2 separate regions of the Homo sapiens genome follow, and region 2 is linked to region 1. The links are chromatin loops, found by intact Hi-C in ENCODE. Cell type or tissue: HepG2. All regions are shown on one strand. Links, peaks and the distances in the headings refer to the core of each region. The heading gives the core; the rest is flanking DNA. Region 1 overlaps ACADL (acyl-CoA dehydrogenase long chain). Region 2 overlaps UNC80 (unc-80 subunit of NALCN channel complex).

What was found. Peaks named below come from ENCODE experiments on the same cell type or tissue, not always from the same donor. Only the 100,000 strongest peaks of a DNase experiment are listed, where the experiment ranks them.
Region 2: a loop joins it to region 1, with 7 times the contacts of the local background. A loop is called at or near these places in 6 of 110 quality-filtered maps.

Annotation. Positions count from the first base shown.
Region 1 is chr2:210,193,992-210,196,913 of GRCh38, reverse strand. It overlaps ACADL (acyl-CoA dehydrogenase long chain), which reads left to right. Exons shown (of 11, transcript NM_001608.4): 9 at 1,576-1,703. Among named protein-coding and RNA genes, the nearest start is that of KANSL1L, 24 kb to the right of the region's middle. In HepG2, for the core only: a CTCF peak has its summit at 1,257 (motif pointing right); DNase peaks (open chromatin) are centred at 1,263 and 1,693; H3K4me3 peaks cover 473 bases.
Region 2 is chr2:209,794,512-209,797,433 of GRCh38, reverse strand. The region is part of intron 7 of UNC80 (unc-80 subunit of NALCN channel complex); the gene reads right to left. Among named protein-coding and RNA genes, the nearest start is that of UNC80, 24 kb to the right of the region's middle. In HepG2, for the core only: a CTCF peak has its summit at 1,343 (motif pointing left); no DNase peak of the experiment used is centred there.

The DNA of each region.
Region 1 (2,922 bases), core at 298-2,797:
CCTTTGAGAACACAGCTGTGGCTTTGGACTTGGTAGTACCTAGGTGGGATGTGTTTAATTTCTAGTTTGAGTTTCACTGCACCACCTTTGCCTGTAACTTTCCATGTATATGCTATTAGCCACAGTGAAGTTCTTACTCATTTCACAGCAGAATGATCAGAACTGTTTCTATCTGAATTTTCACAAAGAAGATAGGCCAGCTGACCATATCTGGGCCTTGGACCTAAGAAATCAACTAGAATGGAGTATACTTTTGGAGCTACCCAAAGTGGGAACCCAGTATTTCAAGTTCAAGCCAATTTCCTGAGGGAGGCTCAAGAGTCAGTGCCAAAGAGAACAGATATACACTCCAAGTTCAGAGTGTGAGAGCCTAGAGTCAGGAATGAAATAAAGCTTGATTGAAGCAAGGACAGTCAGCAACAATTGAGAATGGTCTAAATAGAATGATTTCCAAAAATGCTAATGGGTTGTCCATGGCCAGTAGGAGGAGGTAGGTACATAGCTATATTAACATTGATAATCCCAGACCATTCAGTCCAAGCTAGAGACTGCTAAACAAGCTATTGAGAGGTACGGGAGGTGTATTCATCCATTTTCATACTGCTATGAAGAAATACCTGAGACTGGGTAATTTATTAAAAAAAAAAAAAGAGGTTTAATGGACTCACAGTTCCACATGGCTGGGGAGGCCTCATAATCATGGCGGAAGGTGAAGGAGGAACAACAGCACATCTTACATGGTAGCAGGCAAAACAGCGTGTGCAGGGGAACCACTCTTTATAAAACCATCAGATCTCATGAGACTTACTCACTATCACAAGAACATCATGGGACAAACCCACCCCCATGATTCAATTATCTCCCACCACGTCCCTCCCACAACATGTGGGGATTATGGGAGCTACAATTCAAGATAAGATTTGGGTAGGGACAGAGCCAAACCATATCAGAAGGGATAATGTGAAGGGATGAAAGAGGATGAGGGTACTGGATTTTGATCTCTTTAGTACTCTGATTTTATTCTATTGCTTTCTACAGATCTAGATTAAATACTGTGCAATATTAAATAATACCTTATATTTTGATGTTTATGAACATATATAGAAACCCCTTGTCCCTCCAGATGTTAGAAGCAGAGTAGCAAAATCTGTATACTTAATTTCATTAATAAAGAAAAAAATCTTCAAGGATTTAATCTCTGGAGGAAAAAGCAACAGGTGTTTTCAACGGCTGTACCTAAATAACTGTACCACAAGATGGTGCTCACACATTAAAGTCATGCTGTTTTTCAAGAATTTTGCCTCGTCTAAATTTTACAATCTGAAACAAGACATTGTTTATGTTTTAAACTATTTTTGCATCTTTTAGTACAAATTTCCTTAGCACTGAAATATAGTGAGTTTTAAATTTAAGCTGATTTGGTAACAAATGCCATTTTTATGGAGGAAAAAACCAACAATTCCACTTTTGTTTGCCCTAAAGATCTTTTATTGTATAATTTCTGATATGTTAAGTGGGTTGAAGTTTATATTTCTACCATGCTCACTTTTTTCTTTTATTTCCTTTAAATTCAAGACAGTGCAACATAAATTAGCAGAATTAAAAACACATATATGTGTAACCCGAGCATTTGTGGACAACTGTCTCCAGCTGCATGAAGCGAAACGTTTGGACTCCGCCACTGCTTGCATGGCGAAATATTGGTATGCATGCTACAGTAATTAGAGTGCGGTGTGTGCTCAGACTGATATGGAATTCTGCCAATTTTAAGCTCAGCCTTGAGGGTCTTAAAGGAAGAAATCTGTGAAATGAAAAATAAAAGTGAGACTCCACTTTAAAAAAAAATGCTAAAAAGTTCCATTAAGCATATGTATAATGTGCTAAAAATGTTTCAAGTTGGTATTTAATTTTTTTATCCTAATAGGCAAGCAAAGTTAGTATTTAATTCTTAACTTGCTATTGAAAATAAAATATTAAGAGTGGGAAAATGAAGAGTGATATTGATAGGATGACTGATTCATTCATTCAAGTAATAGTTTAATTTCAAATTATCTGAAGAGTGGCAGTATAGTGAGGCTGAAAGGGAACAGTAAAACTTAGGAGTCTTGAGATAGAGTCCAAATTCTTTTATTAAATAACTATAATTAAACTTAATTCCATCCAGGAAAATGTTTTTGTTATCTGTGAAATGACTAAGTTGGACAGGATTTTTCTATTTAAGGTGCTTTCCAATTTTAAGAAAAAATTCAGGAAGAACTGGCTGTCCAATCAAAGTTTCACAGGCTCTATTAAGTGAAAGGAGAATAAAAATCCTATTAAGTTTAGAAAGACTTCGATTTGAATTAAAGATTATTAGCAATGGTGTTAAAGATGAGTTGAATGAAAAAACATCCCTGTATGTCAGACTTTTGTATATTTTAAGATTTTAGAATATACAGTCTAAATCAGATTCTGGAAGTAGATTTGGTTTCCTCTTTTTAAAAACAAACATTCTCCCATATCATTAGCCCAAGAGTAACTTAGAATAAATTCCTGTCATTATTCATTAACTTGTGTTCAGTTCAATCACAGGTAGAACAGGGGAAATATTTTGTGCTTTATATAATGATCCCATAATAACAAAATTGCCAGGTTGAAAAATAATGTGGAATTACTTTTCAGAAACTTGCACTTTTGAGGAGACTTTTTATATTTACATTTACAAGAAGTTCTTTGACTAGTGGCAAAAAGTGTAAAAAAAATTTACATATTTTTGGAAAAAGAGAAGTTTGGATAGCCATTGACCTTGTTATTTGAAAACCTCAGGTTTATACACATGCTCATATTTCACACTGAAACACAGGAGGCAACTAGTTATAGCCCAGTAAATATTTCACTAAAATACTTGCCAAATATAAAAAATTAGAGAAATCCAAATATTAT
Region 2 (2,922 bases), core at 172-2,671, 400 kb after region 1:
GAAAACCAAACACCACATGTTCTCACTCATAAGTGGGAGTTGAACATTGAGAACACATGGATACAGAGGAGGAACAACACACACCAGGGCCTGTGGTGGGGTTGGGGGTGAGGTGAGGGAACTTAGGGGACAGGTCAATAGGTGCAGCAAACCATCATGGCACTCATATACCTATGTAACAAACCTGCATGTTCTGCACGTGTCTCATTTTTTTTGTTTGTTTGTTTCTTTAGAAGAAATAAAGGAAAAAAAAGAATATTGTTTAACAATACAAAGGAATGAATTACTAATACATGCTATAATGTGGATAAATCTCAAAAACATTATGCTAAGTGAAAGAAGCCAGATTCAAAAGGCCACAGACTGTATGAATTCATTTATATGAAATGTCTAGAAATGCAACCCAATAGAAATAAAAAGTATATTAGTGGTTATCTGGGGCTGGGTGTGGGAATGGGAGTGACACAAGGGATGGGCACAAGGGACATTTTCGGGTGATGAAAATGTTCTTAAATTGGATTGTAGTGGTAGTTGCACAATTCTGTAAATTTACTAAAAATCATTAAACTGTGTATTAGTTCGTTTTCACGCTGTTGATAAAGAAATACCTGAAACTGGGAATATAAACAGGTTTAATTGGACTTACAGTTCCACATGGCTGGGGAGGCCTCAGAATCATGGCAGGATGTGAAAGGCACTTCTTACATGGTGGCAGCAAGAGAAAAATGAAGAAGCAGCAAAAGAAGAAACCCCTGATAAACCCATCAGATCTCGTGAGACTTATTCACTGAGACTTATCATGAGAATAGTACAGGAAAGACTGGCCCCCATGATTTTATAATCTCCCCATGGGTCCCTCCCACAATACATGAGAATTCTGGGAGATAACATTCAAGCTGAGATTTAGTGGGGACACAGCCAAACCATATCATTCCACCCCTTGCGCCTCCAAGTCTCATATCCTCACATTTCAAAACCAACCATGCCTTCCCAATAGTCTCCCAGAGTCTTAACTCATTTCAGCATTAACCCAAAAGTCCACAGTCCAAAGTCTCATCTGAGACAAGGCAAGTCCCTGCGCTTATGAGCCTGTAAAATCAAAAGCAAGTTAGTTACTTCCTAGATACAATGGGGGTACAGGTATTGGGTAAACACAGCCGTTTCAAATGGGAGAAATTGGCCAAAACAAAGGGGCTACAGGGGGCATGCAAGTCCAAAGTCCAGCAGGACAGTCAAACTTTAAAGCTCCAAAATGATCTTCTTTAACTCCAGGCCTCACATCCAGGTTACACTGATGCAAGAGGTGGGTTCCCATGGTCTTGGGCAGCTCCACCCTGTGGCTTTGGAGGGTACAGCCTCCCTCTCGGCTGCTTTCACAGGCTGGTGTTGAGTGTCTGCGGCTTTTCCAGGTGCATGATCCAAGCTGTCAGTGGAACTACCATTCTGGGGTCTGGAGGACAGTGGCCCTCTTCTCACAGCTCCACCTGGCAGCACTCCATTAGGGACTCTGTGTGGGGCCTCTAACCCCACATTTCCCTTCTGCACTGCCCTAGCAGAGGTTCTCCATGAGGGCCCTGCACCTGCAGCAAACTTTTGCCTGGGCATCCAGGAGTTTCCATATATCTTCTGAAATATAGGCGGAGGTTCCCAAACCTCAATTCTTGACTTCTGTGCACCTGCAGGCTCAACACCACATGGAAGCTACTGAGACTTGGGGCTTCCACCCTCTGAAGTCACATCCTGAGCTGTACATTGGCCCCTTTCAGCCACAGCTGGAGCAGTTGGGACCCACGGCACCAAGTCCCTCGGCTGCACACAGCATGAGGACCCTGGGCCCAGCCCACGAAACTGCTTTTTCCTCCTGGGCCTCTGGGCCTGTGATGGGAGGGGCTGCTGTGAAGGTCTCTGACATGGCTTGGAGACATTTTCCCCATGGTCTTGGGGATTAACATTAGGCTCCTTGCTCCTTACTTATGCAAATTTCTGCAGTTGGCTTGAATTTCTCCCCAGAAAATTGGTTTTTCTTTTCTGTTGCATAGTCAGGCTGCAAATTTTCTGAACTTTTATGCTCTGTTTCCCTTTTAAAACTGAATGCCTTTAACAGTACCCAAGTCACCTCTTGAATGCTTTGCTGTTTAGAAATTTCTTCCGCCAGGTAACCTAAATCATCTCTCTCAAGTTCAAAGTTCCACAAATCTCTAGGACAGGGGCAAAATGCCACCAGTCTCTTTGCTAAAACATAACAAGAGTCACCTTTGCTCCAGTTCCCTACAAGTTCCTCATCTCCATCTGAGACCACCTCAGCCTGGTTTTATTGTCTATGTCGCTATCAGCATTTTGGGCAAAGCCATTCAACAAGTCTCTAGGTAAAGTTCCAAACTTTTCCACACTTCCCTGTCTTCTTCTGAGCTCTTCAAACTGTTCCAATCTCTGCCTGTTACCCAGTTCCAAAGTTGCTTCCACACTTTTGGGTATCTTTTCAGCAATGCCCCACTCTACTGGTACCAATTTACTATATTAGTTCATTTTCTTGCTGCTGATAAATACCCCAAACTGGGAACATAAGTAAGTTTAATTGGAGTTACAGTTCCACATGGCTGAGAAGGCCTCAGAATCATGGTGGGAAGTGAAAGGTGCTTCTTATATGGTGGTGGCAAGAGAAAAATGAAGAAGAGACAAAAGTGGAAACCCCTGATAAACCCATCAGATCTCATGAGATTTACTCACTATCGAGAATAGCATGGGAAAGACTGGCCCCCATGATTCAATTACCTCCCCCTGGGTCCCTCCCACAACACGTGGGAATTCTGGGAGATACAATTCAAGTTGAGATTTAGTGGGGCACAGCCAAACCATACAAAACTGTAAACTTAAAATAGGTTAATTTTATAGTATGTAAGTTACACCTCAATAAAACTAGTC